2 separate regions of the Mus musculus genome follow, and region 2 is linked to region 1. The links are chromatin loops, found by intact Hi-C in ENCODE. Cell type or tissue: heart. All regions are shown on one strand. Each heading gives the region's core, and the rest is flanking DNA. Links, peaks and the distances in the headings are about the cores only. Region 1 overlaps Tbc1d5 (TBC1 domain family, member 5). Region 2 holds the start of Tbc1d5 (TBC1 domain family, member 5).

Region 1 (8,000 bases), core at 1-8,000:
ATTTATAGATTGTCACTTGATGAATCAGTCTTGTCTAAACAGGGAGAACTTGTAGTGAAATTTCAAGTGTATGATTCATTGACCTTAATATTATTGTCTATGTTTAAATGAATATTTTCTAATACTCTTTGACGCCATGCTTACTTTTAGGAAGCTCTTCTCTAAGTCTGTTTTCGTGTGCTCTCTCCTGCCTATTCAGATTTTATTATTATAGAAATATAATAACTACGATTAACTAAATTACAACATTGTAGGCTGCAAACCTCTCTGGAAATAGGATATGTATATAGTAAGGGTTTGCTGTGGTCATGGCAGATAGCCTGTAGAGTTGGTGTAGCTCAGTGCTAAGTTCCATTACTATTAAAATAAGACCATAACTTAGTATCTTTTGTTAAATATTAGTAAAATAAATTTTTCCTATAGTAAGACATAGTTATGTGCAGGACTGTAGAAGCTCATTATTTTGGAGAATTTTGTGGATCATTGACGCTATCTAGGAAATGTTTTAGAGCCTCAGTATGGCCTTTCTGTTAATCACTCTCCAAGCTGTGTACTTACTTCTAACAGTCTGTAGAGCTCTATTGCTCAGGACTCATCATGAAGTCCTGTGTCATGTGCCCTAAGTTTGCTCAGAGTACAGTTCACAGAAGGTAACTTCTAGTGATAGGCTGTCCCCACCAGCTCAGCAAGTTCTTTCTACAACTATCCATGCCATCCACCTCCACGGGAAACCCAGCAACACCTTCTGCTACTTTCCTTTCATAATTTTCTGAATTTTTTTCCTTTCTTTTTTATAACTTTGTGAGCATGTTTGAGTGTAGATAGTGTATCTGTGTTTAAATGGGTCAGTTCCTGGAAGGTGTGGACATGGGTTGGTTCTTGGAAGCAAGAGATCAACATCAAATGGCCTCTCCTATTTTTTTCCACCTTAATTTTTGAGACAATATTGCTTCACTGAACTTGGTGCTTGTTGATTTGGCTAGACTTAGTGAGTAAGGAGGACCAGGATCTCTGTCATTTGAATTGGAGTTGCAGACATGATAGCCATATTAGCTTTCTATAATATTATATTCTATAATATCTATAAAACCTCAGGTGTTTACGTGTATTTGCGGAAAGGGCTGTGCCCACTGCACCATTTGATTCTCTGCTATTTAAAATATGCACTCAGAAGGCAGAGGCAGGTGGATCTCTGATTTCCGGGACTGCTAGTCCACGGTACCAGGACAGTCAGGGCTACACAGAGAAACCCTGTTTCAAACAACAACAAAACAAAAACCAAAACAAACAAAAGAGCAAATGTGGTACTGAATGTAACATGAAGATTTCATGAAACTTTTCTCAGTATCTTGATGACATACATAACCTCTATTCTCTGAGACAAGTTGATCTGACTTAAAACAATGCCCAAAAAATATTTTCTTTCCAAAGAGTTTTTATTATTTAAAAATAACAATTTTAAGATAGAGAAATTAATCAGACCATTATTTGATCTTTAAAATGTAGATAAATTCAAGATAATAAAGAAGATTAAACTGTCTCCTCACAGTTTGCTTTAAAATACTGTGTATCGGCACATGACTACATTTTAACCATAATATTTTTAATCATGCTTTCTGAGGATATTAAAGTTAATAAAACATTTAATTGCTTTTTCTAATCTTAGTTTGAATCAAAGCCTCTCCCCTATACACTAGTAGAAACCTAAAAAGTAAATACCACTTCTCTGACAGGTCTTTCTTGAGTGTGCAGTGTTTTTCAGTGTTCCGACTTAGCCTGCGGTGATACTTTCAAATTCAGTGCTTTCAAATGTAAGCTAAAGGCACATTTGAGTAACTATTCTTATCTGTAGTGTTTGTCTATCTACTTTAACCTAGTTTAAATATTTTTATTCTTTTCGAAACAGATAGATCTTGGTGCATAAAAAATTTCTATAGAAACTTATTATAAATCTTCACTTAGCATGATTTCAACAGTTCATGGATCAAACAAATAAATATCATTATCTCAACATGAGTGTAGTTAAAGCAAAAAGAATATCTTGAGTTTACTTATCCTATTTTGAAATTTAAGTTACAGTTATATGATTATTGTCATAATAACTTAGATACATATATGTTAGAAATTATTACTTGAAAATACTGGGGATTTGTATAATCATTCCAGCTAACACAAATTGAGAACATTTTTTTCTTCAAATGAGCATATTACTTCATTTTTAATTTTTCCCCTTATTGAAAATAGAATCTTTTCTCACGTAATATTTCCTGATTATGGCTTCTCTCCTTCTTCTTCTCCTAGTTCCTTCCTACCTCCCCTCTAGATCTACTCCTTTTCTGTCTCTCAAAAAGAAAGACTGGCTTCTCTGTGATCATAAGGAAATGTAATAAAACATAAAACAAAAACTAGTATATCGGAGTTGTTCAAAACCAACAGGGAAAAGAAAGAGCTCAAGGAGAGAGCACAAGAATCAGAGACCCACTCGTTCCCACACTCAGGAATCACATAGGAGCACTGAACTGGAAGCCATAATGCATGTGTACAGACCGGACTTGATACAAAAGCTTGCAGCTCTGTGCATGCTGCCTTGGTCTCTAGTCTCTGTGAGTTCATATGACCTTCGATCCTGTTGATTTAGAGAGCCTTATTTCTTGGTGTCCTGCATCTCCTCTGGCTCTTACACTTTCTATCTTCTCTTCTGAGGGATATCCTGAGCGCTGAGTGGAGAGATTTGATTGAGACATTCCACGGGGCTGAGTGTTCCAAGGTCTCTCACTCTCCGTGCCACCATTTTCTCTTCCAGGGAGGACTCCACTGGAGATGAGAGTTTGTGCTGGGTTGGTATTTACATATGTCCTTTGGTAGTGTGCAGAGAACCTTCCTATATCAAAGACCTATAAAGTAGGGGTGAAGGTACTGTGTGGACACACCAGATCAATTTCTCCTTGTTCAATGAGGAGAACCTCCTTGTGTTTGTGTTGTCTTCAGCAATATAGCCTTGCTGTCAGTCTGCAGATCAACCACCTATTCCCTTGAAGACAACCTGAGTTGTTTGCGGATTTCCATGGGACCCCTTTGGCCAACAACACAGTTAGATGTAATTCTGCCCCAGTACTGATAACTTCATTTAGTGACAATAGAAGAGCCAAACTACTTTGTGTTACTTATTTTACGAAGTTGCTTACCAAGTAATAATAGTAAAAATAATAATAATAATAATAATACGTAAATTTCACACATTTGTAGCTACAAGAATTGGTGAGTTGATGTTAAAGATATAAACTAGAGTATATTGTAAATTATTGTATAACATTGATTGTTATACTGTATATTTGTGTATAATTCATATACATATTTAAATTATATAAGCTGAGTTAAAATCGCCATGTCCCTTTGTATACTAGGTTTTGAAATACCTTTAAAATCGAAATTATATTCTGAAAATTGTCTTACGCTGTTAAATTACTTTTCAAACAAAAGGAAATTTAGTATTCTAAAACACAATTGAGTATTTGTGTTATATTAACACTTAAAGCCTTTTTGTGTGTGTGCATGCAGGGTATGTGTGTGTGTTTCTATCTGTCTATGTGAGTGAAAATCAGTCTGTACAGTCTTGTTGCACTTATTGTTGGTTGTTTGACAGCTTGATTCCCAAATTACGAGGACACCTAAAAACATATTAAACTCTCTTGCACCCTCTGTTGATATTTTAGAGGAACACTACACATACGTTCCAAGATTATATTGTCATTGCACTTACTTCCTTCCCTTTGAAATTAATGCTTACTTTACTACATTTAAAAGCAAATTAGTAATAGAATGACATTTGCTTGTAGTTTTTATTTGGGGTTTTCTCATCTTTAGATGCGCTCTTAGCATGTCACAGTTTAAATGAAGGATGAGTTTCTGTTGTCTGTCTGTTTTCTCCTGGTTATCAGTGGTAACGCCTCCAAATGTCTCACATTAATAAAGATTCCTACAGTACATAGCATCCTTTATGTACAGTTTTCTAGGAATACAAACTCTGGTGTGTGTGTGTGTGTGTGTGTGTGTGTGTGTGTGTGTGTGTGTGTGTGTAAACCTTTCAACAGTCGTTTACTCCAGAATAAGAATTTAAAACATCTATACTAAAATTGAGAACTTGTTCCTGTCATAAACATTTGCTGTAATAATTTCAACTGTAGGCTTGAAAGGACAAAGCTGTTTTTCCCACTTCAAAACTTTATTGACTTTTCCCTGTGTAACAAATTCTGAAAATTTTCACAGATATTGCTAGTGAAACAGTTTCACTCCTTATGTGGTATATTTTTGAGAAGGAAAATCTGCTTTTTTGTTTCCTTATTACAGTCTTTTGCACCTTGGAAATTACAGTTAATGTGGCATTTTCTCAGGTGACAATTACAAACTATGGAAAATATACAAAATGTGTGCAACATCTTATAATAAAATATGGCTATTGAGAAAAGCGCTAGACATGGTATTGTGGTGACTAAACCTAGCAGAGGAAGGCGTCTCATCTGCATAGCCAGTTTTAGGTCCTCTGAGCTCTACAGTGAGACACTCAAAAATAAACCAACAAACAAAGCAAATAAAATCCCCACAGCTTTTCTTATTTGAATGATTTTTAAATACTTGTTCTTATGGAATCCAGCTGAAATGAGCAAGAGTTATGTAGGTGAGATTTACCTCACTAATTGCAATCTTTAGTCCTAAAGATGAGGAAGCATCTGATGTCAGGGTATAGCAGTAATGCTTGCTCTGTGCTGGTGCTGGAATGACACACACGAAGTGTCTGCAAGCTTTTAAAGAGCATGGAATACAGGAAAATTAGGTTTAGTGACTGAGATACTATTTCTTTTATCATTTCAGATTATGATAATCCTACTAATTTTAATTGAAATAAGATATTATATGTGTAATCTCACCCTTGTTGTAAAAGAATTAGCTTACACACAACTATAATAATCATAAACATTTGCTTTTATTTTGTAAATAATTTGTCATCCTTTTTTTTAAAAATCCAGTTATCAGTGAGTGCATACCATGTGTGTTCCTTTGTGACTGAGTTATCTCACTCAGGATTTTCTAGATCCATCCATTTGCCTGTGAATTTCATGAAGTCATTGTTTTTAATAGCTGAGTAGTATTCCATTATGTAAATATACCACATTTTCTGCATCCATTCCTCTGTTGAAGGATATCTGGATTCTTTTCAGATTCTGGATACTATAAATAAGGCTGCTATGTACATTGTAGAGCATGTAAAAAGTCTTTAATTTCTTTATTTCTTCCTTGACCAAGTTATCTTTGAATAGAGCGTTGTTCAGCTTCCTTGTGTATGTGGGCTTTCTGTTGTTTCTATTGGTATCTCCAGGGGGTCTCCCTTTGTGGGGTTCCTTATTGCTTCTATTTCCATTTTTATATCCTGGATAGTTTTGTTCAATTCCTTCACCTGTTGGTTGTGTTTTCCTGTAATACTTTAAGGGATTTTTGAGTTTCCTCTTTAAGGGCTTCTAGCTGTTTATCTGTGTTCTCCTGTATTTCTTTAAGGGAGTTATTTAAAACCTTCTTAAAGTCCTCTATCATCATCATGAGATGTGATTTTAAATCAGAGTCTTGCTTTTCTGGTGTGTTGCGTCATCCAGGGCTCACTGTGGTGGGAGAACTGGATTCTGATGATGATGCCAACTAACCTTGGTTTCTGTTGCTTATGTTCTTGCCCTTGACTCTTGCCATTTGGTTATCTGTGGTGTTAGTTGGTCTTGCTGTTTCTGTCTGTGTATTTGTCATTCTCTTTGATTGAAATATGTTTTATGTTTAAAATAAGCAGTCAGAAACACCTTGGGAAGATATTTTGAAAAAGGCATCCTATTAAAAGGTTCAGCAAGCTAAGTAAGAATCTCCCTAGCGTTTGAGTGCTGGTCAGAAACACGCAGCTCTGGAGAGGAATTGGCATTCTTATGTGAAACAAGACACGGCCGCCACAGGAAGTTCATCTCCGTTTTCAGGAGCTATTTAATGAATGGCATAATTATGGAAAAAAAGTACCTTAGTATTATCTACAAAAATTTAAATCTCATTTTTAAACTGAAATCTTTACAATTACTATTTGATATAACCAGGTCTATTGTTATAATCTCAGGAAAACTGATATATCACTAAATTATTAAGTTGTTAAATGTGAAATGATTTTGAAAGTTACATTGCAGGGATTAGAACTCTAAAACTTAATTATATTCTGGTCCTAATTTGCTTTGAGGAAGAAATAATATATTTAATCATGTACTGCTTCATGAGCGCAGTATTTTAAAATATGTGTTTAATGAAGTAAACTACTAAATTTCTAAGTATAAGATGTTTTTAACTGGGATCTTGCTAACCTTTAAAATAGTTTAAAATTTTATTTTCTTCTTTAATATTGATTCTGATATTTGCATACATACACACATATATTCTAAATATGATTTTACAAATATTCTTGTTTTTATGTGCAAACAATTTTATTACAGAAAACATATGTCTTTTGTTGAAATTTCTCTCCAAGCTTTGTATTGCTTAGTTTTTAACCATTCAAATATAACATCAACAGTTAAAAACATGGTTTAGAAGAAATGTTAAGGTATACTGGAAGGTTCCTTAAAAATGTATTCTTGCTCATCACCTCCCTGTGTGTTTCCTTTTGCCTGTCTGCTTTTGAGACTGCTGGATAGTGGCATAGCTTTTAGCTTTGTTCTCTACTTCTACCCCTTTGACTATACTGCTGCTTAGAAAGGAGACCTGCTTTGTAACAAAAGAGTTCATAAATATCAGCATGTAGTTAAATGGTTTATAAGTTCCTGTGTTTCTGTGATCCATAAAAGAAATTTAACAAAAGTTATCATACTTTGCCTGCTAGCAATTACTTTGGCAGTCTCCTACCCAAATTAAGAGTTTTGATATTGGTTTGTATGTTGACCTACACGTGAGTTTTTAACCTAAAAGCTCTGAGTACAAAAGATAATTGGGAAGATAGAAAAGGGCAGGATATATATCTATTGTTTTGAAATTTTTTACTGTGAGACTACGTAGAGCTGTCACATAGTGCTTTTTAATGGAAATACTCAATTTTGCAATTTCTGTTATTTCAGTGTTTCTATTTTTGTCTCTAGGAGATCTAAGTCAAAATGGAAGAGGATCAAATTCTACCTTAGACACTGAAGGGACGTTCAATTCATATATGTAAGTGAAAATTACATACATTCACAGCTTTTGTTACAAGTTATGTTTACAAGATAGCATACCAGACACATACTTTTATAGAATTCTGGCCGTAGAATAGCAGGAACTAATTAATAACCATGCCTTTAAAATATCTCATAGATAAAGGACTTTGTGGTACACGACAGTCTGCAAGGTTAAGAAATAACAGAAATAACCTTCTAAGTTCTTACATGCATATTTTATCTTTTTGTCTTGTTAATTTTATAATGTTTATTAATTTTCTACTTTATTACATTAAAACCAAAGAAAAAGAAAGATTATTTCCAGTAATATTTGAAAATGTATATAATGGAACCAATGGAACTGATTTTCCTTGTAGGAAACCCCTTGCAAATTCAGTACTAATATATTTAAGCATTATAAGTTGCCCTTAGATAAATGAAAAATGATTTAATTTATATACGTTATTCTAATGAGTAATTATTTAGTTCTAATGATGTGTCCCAATGCTTTGGAACATGCACACACACTGTACACTTGACAACACATTTGCATACTGAGTGAGCTTCCATAGAAAGATACCAAATTTACTCCGTGATCTTTTAATGTCTTTATTTATGGACCTACTTCATTTAATTCATTGGAAGTGTGTCATTTATCTCTTCAGGTTACAGGCACTCTGTTAGCAAGGGCCCTGTATACAAAAAGCACTGGTAGGAATGTCGTGAATAATACTGTATTACAATCTGTTTATATTTGACCTTCTTATGTCATGGTAGTTGGGGTTTGTATAAGTTATC
Region 2 (9,891 bases), core at 896-8,895, 190 kb before region 1:
GACTTTTTAGGCAGCCATTCAAAACAGAATGGGGAAAACATTTCAACAAAGACAGGAGCTGACAATTTGAACTGTGTTGCTTATAACAATGTAAAATACTTTGGAGTATTTAAGTGTAACATTTAACATTAGGTATCTATAAACTCAACATAATTTCTTCTTTGAAAAAATGCATTTTTTATGCTATAAAAGAAAATCTAGACAGTTTTACATTATTAAGATTCTGCACCTAGCAACTTATTTACCAAAATATAATGCCTTATATATTGTATTTGGCTTTAATGAAAGCTTTAAAATTTAGTGGCTTAAATAAGTCATGCACTTATCTCTCTAATAGAAGTCAGAGCAGAGAGTCAATGTTGGATAGATAGGTTTTCATGAAGCAATCCAGAGACCCAGCAACTATGTTTAGTTGCTCTGCTAGGCTGTTCATCCTGGGAGCTAGGTCACTATGTCTGTATTTCTGGAACGAAGTGCACAGCAGGAATAGAATGGGAGAAACATTGTAGGGTGGACATTTTTTTTTTAAAGCAAGTAATATAGAAAATGAACACATTGCTCCCTCTAGCATTCCCTGGATGAAAATGGAGTCACATGGCCACACCCAGCCACAAGGGGGAATAGAAAATGTAGCCTCCAGATGGATGGCTGTGTTCCCAGCTGAAACTCAATTCCAATGGAAGATGAGAAAAATAGATTTGGAAGAGAGGAGGAGCCAGAAGTCTATCACGCATAGGTATGCAGACACTACATACAAATTGATTTCTGGTTTCAGCATCTTTATTTTCATTTTCTTGGTAGGCATTCTAAAAAATAATGTCAATTTTATTTGCTATGACTAGAATGAGAGTTAAGATGTCTCTAGAGCCAAACCTTCGTCCTGTAGCTGCAGTGTGAGGGTGGGGCAGAGGATGAGATGAGGGTGTTTCGCCTCAGCTCCTCAGAGGAGGAAGAAAACCACGAGGGAGGAAACTGAGTGTACCAGATTTTATTGTAAAAACAGCAACAATGATAAAAGATTGAAAAAGAGAAAACTACAATCCTCTCACTTTCCAGTCGACAACGCCATACCACAGGACTTACATTTTATTACCACGTTAGGCCGCCTTAGGTGGGTGGAGTTGAATGTTCATAAAGACAGAGGCTTAGACAGCAGGTGGTGGGTGGCACATACCTTTAATCTCAACACTCTGATTCGGAGAGGCATGCAGGTCTCTATGAGTTTGAGGCCAGCGTGGTCGACAGAGTGAGTTCCAAGACAGCCAGTACTACACAGAGAAACCCTGTCTCAAAAAACCTAAAACCACCACCACAAAAAGAAAAGAAAAGAAAAGAAAAGAAAAGAAAAGAAAAGAAAAGAAAAGAAAGCCAGTTATAGTCAAGGGCTGGCCCTTGTGCTTCCAGTTGTGTCACCCAAGACAAAGAGTTCATTTAGATATTGCCACATTTATAACAATGCTGGGATGCTGTAACTCTTGAATTGTATTACAAGTAGCATAAGTGAATCCTATGGAATTCATCAGTTCAGTTTGTTTTTCTAAGGTTACTTTAAAACAAAACAAAACATTGGGAGACTGAACCTAAGGGGTTATTCTCCACCTTGTCGTAGTGCTCTATAGACTGAGCTCTTATAGACAGACTGTTTCTGAGGGGAGAAAGAACAAGTAGGAGAGAACTGGTTCCTTTGTTAAGTTACTGTTGTGATCTAAAGGATAGTGGAGCTGCATTTAGTGGGGTCAGGTGGGCCTGCCCATCTTGGAACAACCAGGACGCAGGTTGTGGGGAATGACTGGGCTGTTTCTCATATCTTCTTGCATTTTTGGTCACATAATATACTAGGCAAGCAGGGACCTAGCTGACTCTTCCTAGCATTTAAGTCCCCATCAAGACAGCGAACTAACTCTCAGGCCTGGAGACCTAATATTCTAGCTGGATTGGGCCATTCACTTGGCCAGAGGGCTGCCTGTAGAAGGGTGGACTCACCTTAAGTTAGAGAGATAGGTGGGGTTAATTATCTTTTCAATGAAATCCTGTCCTTTTTCCTACCTAGAATCCCAATCCCCTGTATAGGCTGCAGCTGTGTAGCTAGTTAAGTCAGACTACTTTTAGAATTTTTTCTGTCTCTTCCTAATCTTGTTTTCCTTAACACTCTGGGTTTTCTTTCTTTCTTTCTTTCTTTCTACCTCTCTCTCTCTCTCTCTCTCTCTCTCTCTCTCTCTCTCTCTCTCTCTCTCCCTCCCTCCCTCCCTCCCTCCCTCCCTCCCTCCCTCCCTCCCTCCCTCCCTCCCTCCCTCCCTCCCTCCCTCCCTTCTTTCTTTCTTTCTTTCTTTCTTTCTTTCTTTCTTTCTTTCTTTCTTTCTGTAAAGTCTCCTTCCATACCATGCAGTTGGTGGTTGGCCGTGTAGCTACCCTCTGTGCCAGCTTCAATGGTGTCTTAGGAGGCACCATGACCACGTCAACTCTTTGAAAAGAAAATAATAATTGGCAGCTTGCTTACAGTGTCAGTTTAGTCCATTATCATCATGGTGAGGAACCTGGAGACATGCAGGTAGACATGGTGCTGGAGAAGCAGCTGAAAACTACTCCTGATCTGTAGGCTGAGAGACTGGGCCCACTATGAGCTTTTGAGGTTTCAAAAGCTCACTTCCTTTGACAAGGCCACACCTTCAAATCCTTCTATCACTCTACTCTCTGGTGACTAACCATTCGAACACATGAGCCTACGGGGGCGATTTTTATTTAATCACCACAAATGGTATGGCTGCTTTCTGTCTTCTTTTATCCATCTCTGAGAAGCAGCTGAGCTTTATAGTCTTCAGAGATGTTCTTTTCATCTCTAATGAAATTGCCCTTCGGTCCCTTCTTAAATTATGCTATTTATGAGACTAAGCGTCCCAAGAGGGGATAGAGATTTCTCCTGTCATTTGGTGACCACACTGAAGGACCTCTACAGTCCCAGTAACACCAGCATAGTCAGTACTTCAGGAAGGAGATGAGGGTCTGCGGTGAGATATTTCGGTGCCGGAGAACAAAGTCCACTATACATTGTAGAATACCAGTCATGTGGCTGACTGCTGTATTGCTAGCTGGGAGAGCAATATCCAAATACAGCATGATGCATCTTCCTATTTCTTAGGATTCTGTTCATGAGACTAATGTAATCATGAGTTTAGCCAGAACTTTTAATAGCTTACTCTATTCAACCTGTTCAATTTCTGCTACAGTGAGAAGGGCATTAGAAAAAAGAGAATCACTGTGTTAAGTGTGGTATGCCTTCCTTGGAAGCTAGCTAACTTTCTGACCTCTGTTTTGGTTTCCATAATCTGAACATAACAACTGATTTTTTTTTTTTTTGCGCTATTTGTAAAGACAGATTAATAAGAGATCTCTCTTTCTCTCTCTCCAACTCAGATGAGCTATTTACCACTTTCTTATTGAAGAAGAAAATACCAGCCTCCCATTGCTGGAGGTTAAATGCAACTTTAAGTCAGGATTAAGCAGGGGCATAGGGCGGTAAAACCAGGGTCTAGTCATTTGCCAAAATTGTCATTCATTAGATTAACTATCTAATGACTAGTCATTAGTCTAGATTCGAGGTCTGAGAAGATAAAACCTGTGTGTTTTTACAGGTGTGGGGTTGCTAAAAAAACAAAACAAAAAACAGCACCTCTCTGGATTCATACAAAGAAGGTCTTCACAAAGAGGTAGTGAGTCCCTACAAAATTGGGTGGCACGACCTATCTGTCATCAGTCTGTACAGCTGTAGACCAAGGATGAAGGGAAGGCCATTTACAGGAGACAAGGAAATTGTGCGATCCGAGGCAGGAGTGCCAGATTCTTAGGACGTTCCCAGGCCTGACTTATCTCCTCGATGCCAGTCCCACCCTGGGAAGCTGGTGGCAAGTGGGGGACCTCGGGTTGTGGCAGAAGGCCGGCTCCCACTGTAGGGAGGCCCCGCGCGCATGCGCATCGGCATGGCCCAGGCAGCTCCATTGGTCTCGGGCGTCCCCTTTTCCCTCTTCACCCCGACCTATCCCCCAAGACACCAGGCTCCCAGAGCGCGGGTCACCCGCGGCTCACCCGCTGGCTCGTCCCAGGCCCGGGCGCGCGCCTGCGCACGGGTCCCCGGGCGCGCGGGGTTACTAGAGGTGGAGCGCCGGGAGGGCGCGCAGCAGGAGGCGGACGCCGTTACGGAGGGAGCGTGGTCACGTGGCCGCTGGTCACCGCCGCCACCTCCCGCCCCATTCTCTTGCTGGTCGGGCCAGGCCCGGCGTGTTCCACGAGAGCCCGGCAGACTGACGGGGAGAGAGAGAGAGAGAGCGAGAGAGCGAGATAAAGAGAGGAGAGAGACAGAGAGACTGACAGAGAGAGAGAGAGAGAGAAAGGAGGGGAGGAGGATTCAGGGAATAGGAGCTGGGGAGCCCTGCTGCGCTACAGGTAAAAAAATAACATAACGATGCTAACGGTGAAAAAGCGCCTCGCCTCCCCCGTCAGCCTCCCCGGGCAGCTGCACAGCCGTCGCTCCCTCCCCGGCCTCCCCTCAGCCTCGCTGGGCCCCGTCCCGCCGCCAGGGAAGGCCCGAGCCGCCGGCCGCGGCTTGCGCGCGGGCTGGGAAGGGAGGCGGGCTGGGGCTCGGTCCGCTGCGGGCCGGCGGGCGAGCGGGCGGAAGGGCGAGCGCGCACACGGGCGAGGCAGCCTCTCTCAGCCCGCTCGTCCCAGTCCCCGTCCCCGTTCGGTCCTCGCTCCCGGACGAGCTCGGGAAGCAGCTACCGGGCATTGCCGAGCTGCTCAGCCAGCTCTACTTCCTCTTTGGCCGGTTCCCTGTTTCTTTCAGCCCTGGGCTGCACGTTTCCTTCCCAGGCCGGAAGTCAGGCGGCTGGAGCCCGGAGCCGAGCAGCCTCGGAGGAGAGAAACCCTCTCCTGCCTTAATTTGCCTTAGTGCTACTTAAGTTAGTCACGCCGGCATCTGTCAGTTCGAGGCCTGGCAGGACCCGAGGAGAACGACTTGGGAGAGTTCCCCCTGCCCCCTCTGTTTTCCTGGAAATGTACTGTTCTTCCAATACATTCTGTGCAGATATGCGACCTAGAGTTTGGTCACTCCTAGTTACTAATAGTTTCAGGACGACTTACTAACCAATTCAGCGCTTGAGAATGGTAACAGCTTTTGAAGGTTACATCTTTTATAACCCTTCAACTTCCACCCCCCCCCCCCCATCACTTTCTGCAGAGTCCCCATTTCTCAATTCTGAACTGGACTGAAACTTTACTATGCAGGTTACATGCTAAACTGCCTGAGGTGGATTGTGCTGAAATGCTAGGGCTTTTGTACGCGTAGTCCATCACAGTGTAGTCCACAAACCACCTCTTATTAGTGTGCTGTGGCACAGGATGCACTATTGGAAAAGAACTCTTGGAATACAGTGGGAAAGAAACTCACTTTTCCGTTATGCGTCTTTGGTTCAGTTCTATTTCCAGGACTTCCTTGGTGTCCGAAATAGAATGGAAAGGGCAGCTGCAGTGGGATAGAGAGCGTTGATCAAACCTGAGTCCCTGGGGGTTGGGTTCTTGTTAAAAATGTGATAGGAATTCAGTGGATGTGGTAACTGATACAACTTGTTATTCTGCATTTCTCACGTGGTGATGGACAAGACCTTGTTCAATACAAAAGGTGTAAATATCTTCTGTGTATAGAAATGAAGTTACGTGTCTGTGAAGGACGGACACACACACACACACACACACACACACACACACCCCTTGGAATGAAGAGGTGGCCTGATAGGAAAGTTCAGTGTCAGGGTGCACTAATAAAGTTTGCTTGGGGGAAGTAGAGTGAACCAACGCTGGATTCCAGGAGAAGGAAAAGAAGTACAAATTGTGTGCTCTGTATGCTGTGTGGTGCCTGCACCACATTTTTGTTTTATTTATTTATTTATTTATTTATTTATTTATTTTTGTTAAAATGGTTTGGCGTACTTCTTAAAAGACTCGCTTCCCAGTTCATTGAGTTTTTATTAAGGCATAGGCTCGGAATCTTGGGTTCGTGTGTAATGCTGGTTGAAAGTTTCTTCGATTGGCAAAATCATTGTGTCTGATATCTTCAAGTGTAGCCTCAGTTGGGCAGTGTGTTCTTGGTATTTGAAGCACATATTTTAAACAGTTGAGAGCCACACAAAGGGTGTCCTACCTGGATTTGTTTTTTTTTTTTCCTTCATGTAATTTTTATAATGTAAATGAAAGAGTTTAAAGTATTCCATGTACTTCTTCTGGTTTTCATACATAAAAATGGTTGTCCTTTTACTTCTACGGTACAAGGAATTGAACGTAGAGCCCTTTACAGGCTAAGTAGTTAAGTTCTAAAGAGCTTTATGAAAGTCTTTATGGAAGTCTAATAGCAGCTACTTCTAGTCCCATAAGTTTTATAATCTTAATTTTAGTTATTACTTTACCTTGCTTCTTTATATCCTAAAATACATTACACATCTTAACTCACTTTATTGTTACAACTTTTAAGCAAACAGAAACTGGATGGATAAATCACATTCCTGATTGACATAGCTAATACTAATTTGGGATTCTGATTGGCTGACTTATGAATCCTTGCAAATCTTAATTATCTTGTATAACTTCCTTTTTATTATTATTATTATTATTAATTATTATTTAGAAGTAAAGGGATGAATTTTTGTAGTGTTGCTGTTTAGGAGCTTTATTTTCATTTTAAGAATTAAAATGTCCCCTTGTTAATACCCTGTGCCTGGTGCTTCTGCTCTTCCTGAGTGAGCTGCGTAAGACACACCTGTAAAGTTGTATTCTGCTCGCACTTGTTCACACGTTTGGCTGTCCCAATCTCTTCACTGCTAAATGTAAACTGTGTCTTCTTTGCTTTGACTTGGAAGGCCTTTCCTGGCCCACCTATGTCTGCCCTCCCTTCACCTTCATGCATATTTTATACGGAAGGCTTTTTCCTATTCTTCTATCCCAATGCCTAGTTTTGATAAAATTTCTTTGTATTTGTCGTTTTACACTTGTTTTCTTATTATTTAGGTTTAGAACTTAATCAAATTCCTGGCCCTCTATTTGGCTAGTAAGGGCAATAAAAACTAGCCACTGAAAAAGTAGGAAGGGCAACCCATAAATAAAGGACTATATTTTAAGTTGAATAGTATATGTTTTACTGCAAATTAATATATCACCTTCCCTGACTTCTCTCTGTGTGTCTTCCTCTGTGTCGGTGTGAATAGTGGGGCTTTACTGTCTGTTTAGGCAGTTCTTTCCATATGGATAGATCAGTAGGATAGTAGTATGGTATGCTGTGTGGTCTGAAACTTGAGAAATTATTATTGCTTGTAGGATTTTTTCACCATCTCTTTATAGTTTTAGTGTAATTCTTTTGTAAAACCAATACTATTTATTTTGGGGGAGGGTGAAGTTTTATTGTCATATTCCGTAATACCATTAACATATTTAGGTCAAACAAAAGCTATTAAAATTATACTATGTCAGAAATAGACCTTTCTAATTAGTCTTGACTGGTTATGTAGAATAATGACATTTAGAAGTGTTCCTACGTCATTTTGTTATGGTGTACTGCTGAGAAAACATCCTATTTTTGACACATACTAAGTAATATCTTGGAACTTTAGTGGAAAAACAGTATTTTCTCATTAGTGTCAGAAACACTGTCACTCTTATCTCTTTTTAACACTGCCACTGCATTATCTTTTTATAATACAGGTGATCTTAGAGAAATCTGTATAAAACTTTTATATGAAACATTGTAGTACTTTGTGTGTTGAGCAATAATCCATTATAAAATCAGTTTAGTCAGTTTTAGAAGTCATTGCAGTATTTAATTACTGAAGAATTTCAGGACAACACATCTTTTCTTTATATGTATACACACACACACACACACACACACACATATATGTATGTATATATATATGTATATATACACACACACATGTTTTATATATATATGTGTGTGTTTTGTTTTTTTTTTTTTTTTTTTTTTTTTGCCTCTGGCCTGGCTGACAGTGGCTGCCTTTAACCCTAGCACTTGGGAGGCAGAGACAAACTAATCTTCGTGAAAACAGTGTGGTCTACATTATGAGTTCCAGGCCACTCAGGACTATATAGTGAAACCCTGTCTCATTAAAAAAAAAAAAAGCAGCATCAGAAGATGGCAAGATGACAATCTACCAATTATTGTGGATACTGTTGTAATCATGCCTTTGTGATTAGAGGGAAAGCATCTGTAGTTTCCATGTTTTAGTCTGTATGGATGAAAAAACAGGAAGTTTTGTGATTAGACATTGCAGATTTTCATAATTTGTTGAGCCTTTTCTTGTGTCTATATGAGTTCATTATTCTATCTTCACTTCATTTGTAAATGACTACAAAATAGCCTAATTAAACATTGGAAATTATTTAGTTGGTACAGTTTGTTTGAGATACTGAAAGTCTGAAAATGGTGGTGCTATTGGTCTAACATTATGCATATACAATTAAAATGGTTAAAGTGATTAATTATAGGTCTTTGTGTTGGGAGAGCTGATGAACTAACTCTTCTGGTATGGTTTTCCTTTCTTGCTCTCCTTGTCTTTTATCTACCCCGCTTTGGAGAGGAAGAAGGAAAAGCATTCAAGTTATATCAGTATTTCCTTGGTGGAGTTAGAACTAGAGTCATATTCTTCTAGTTGTAGCCTAGTGTTTCTGAGATAGCCTGTAGCCTGCTACTGGCATTAAAAAAGGAGGAAGTAGCAAGTGCATTATGTTCAGCCAACACAAATGTGGATATTATGGGATTTCTGTTTTACTATGTAATGTGTACATTACTGTGATATACCATTTATTCCTTAAAGAGGGATTATTTTTTGTGTTTGTTGTTGTTAGAAAAGGAGTGGTATGGAAAATACGGGTACCCATGTATTTCCTAGAAAGCAAATGTCAAGATTTTGATGGAGGCTAGTAGACAATAAGCATTTCACCTTGTTTTCAGATACAAGCCCATTAAAAGAATGGTTGACTAGGAAGAGCCAGCAAGGCTAGTCTATCAGCACATGGTGAATAAGCCATGAGAGAAGTAGGTGGGGTGCTGGGTTTGGAGATGTTGATCTTATTTTTGACTGTCAGTAAGACATGTATATGTTGGGAATCACTTAGGAACCTTATAGTCTGTTTACTTATAGAACCTGAACATAGACTCAGTAAAGCTGTGATTTAAACTAGAATTACTTATGTTAGCTGTTTGAAGCTTGTTATTAAAGATTCTTGAAAGATTAGGGACGCAAGTTGTTTCTGTAAATAAAGAGTTTTATTTTTACTTTAACTCTGATATTACCCACAGGGCACCTGATTCTAGAGAAAAGAAAGGGGAGTTGTTAATAGAATTATAGTCTAGATCCAGACAATACTGAGCTGAAATTCTACTTCTGTTTGTTGGTGAGGCATCTCAGAAAACTTGTGTAGATTTTCATTAAAATATCACATAAAAGTTTAACTGAGATAGTGGGTTATATAAATGCCTGGAGTTTTGTGCTCAGCAGATACGTCTAAATAATGTCAGGTTCCTGTTCTTTTACATTTCTTATTCTTTCAGTGTCTATAATCTTAAATTGATCTTTAATCTTAATTAGTACATTTATGGGATTTTAAAATACTGTTTTGACGAGATCAAGACCATGCATTCGGCAATTAAGTAATGCTATTTACAAAAAAAAAAAAAAAAAAAAAAAAAAAAAAGAAAGAAAAAAAGGATGTTCTTTCTACTGTGGAGCGACCCTGTTTCCTGAACTACAGTTTGAATTATTTTATCAGTCTTCTACTAGGATTTTTAAAAATTCGGTAATAATTAATGAAAAAGTAATTTCGGAGTCTTTTATGTAA

The links. Hi-C counts contacts between places; a loop is a spot of excess contacts. Peaks named below come from ENCODE experiments on the same cell type or tissue, not always from the same donor. Only the 100,000 strongest peaks of a DNase experiment are listed, where the experiment ranks them.
Region 2: a loop joins it to region 1, with 2.3 times the contacts of the local background. A loop is called at or near these places in 2 of 42 quality-filtered maps.

What each region holds. Positions count from the first base shown.
Region 1 is chr17:50,983,823-50,991,822 of GRCm38, reverse strand. Tbc1d5 (TBC1 domain family, member 5) reads left to right here. Exons shown (of 22, transcript NM_028162.4): 4 at 7,149-7,218. Among named protein-coding and RNA genes, the nearest start is that of Gm31083, 110 kb to the right of the region's middle. In heart, for the core only: a CTCF peak has its summit at 3,702; no DNase peak of the experiment used is centred there.
Region 2 is chr17:51,173,646-51,183,536 of GRCm38, reverse strand. Tbc1d5 (TBC1 domain family, member 5) reads left to right here and starts at 4,185. Exons shown (of 22, transcript NM_028162.4): 1 at 4,185-4,437. In heart, for the core only: no CTCF peak of the experiment used is centred there; DNase peaks (open chromatin) are centred at 4,156 and 4,846; H3K4me3 peaks cover 2,312 bases; H3K27ac peaks cover 2,221 bases.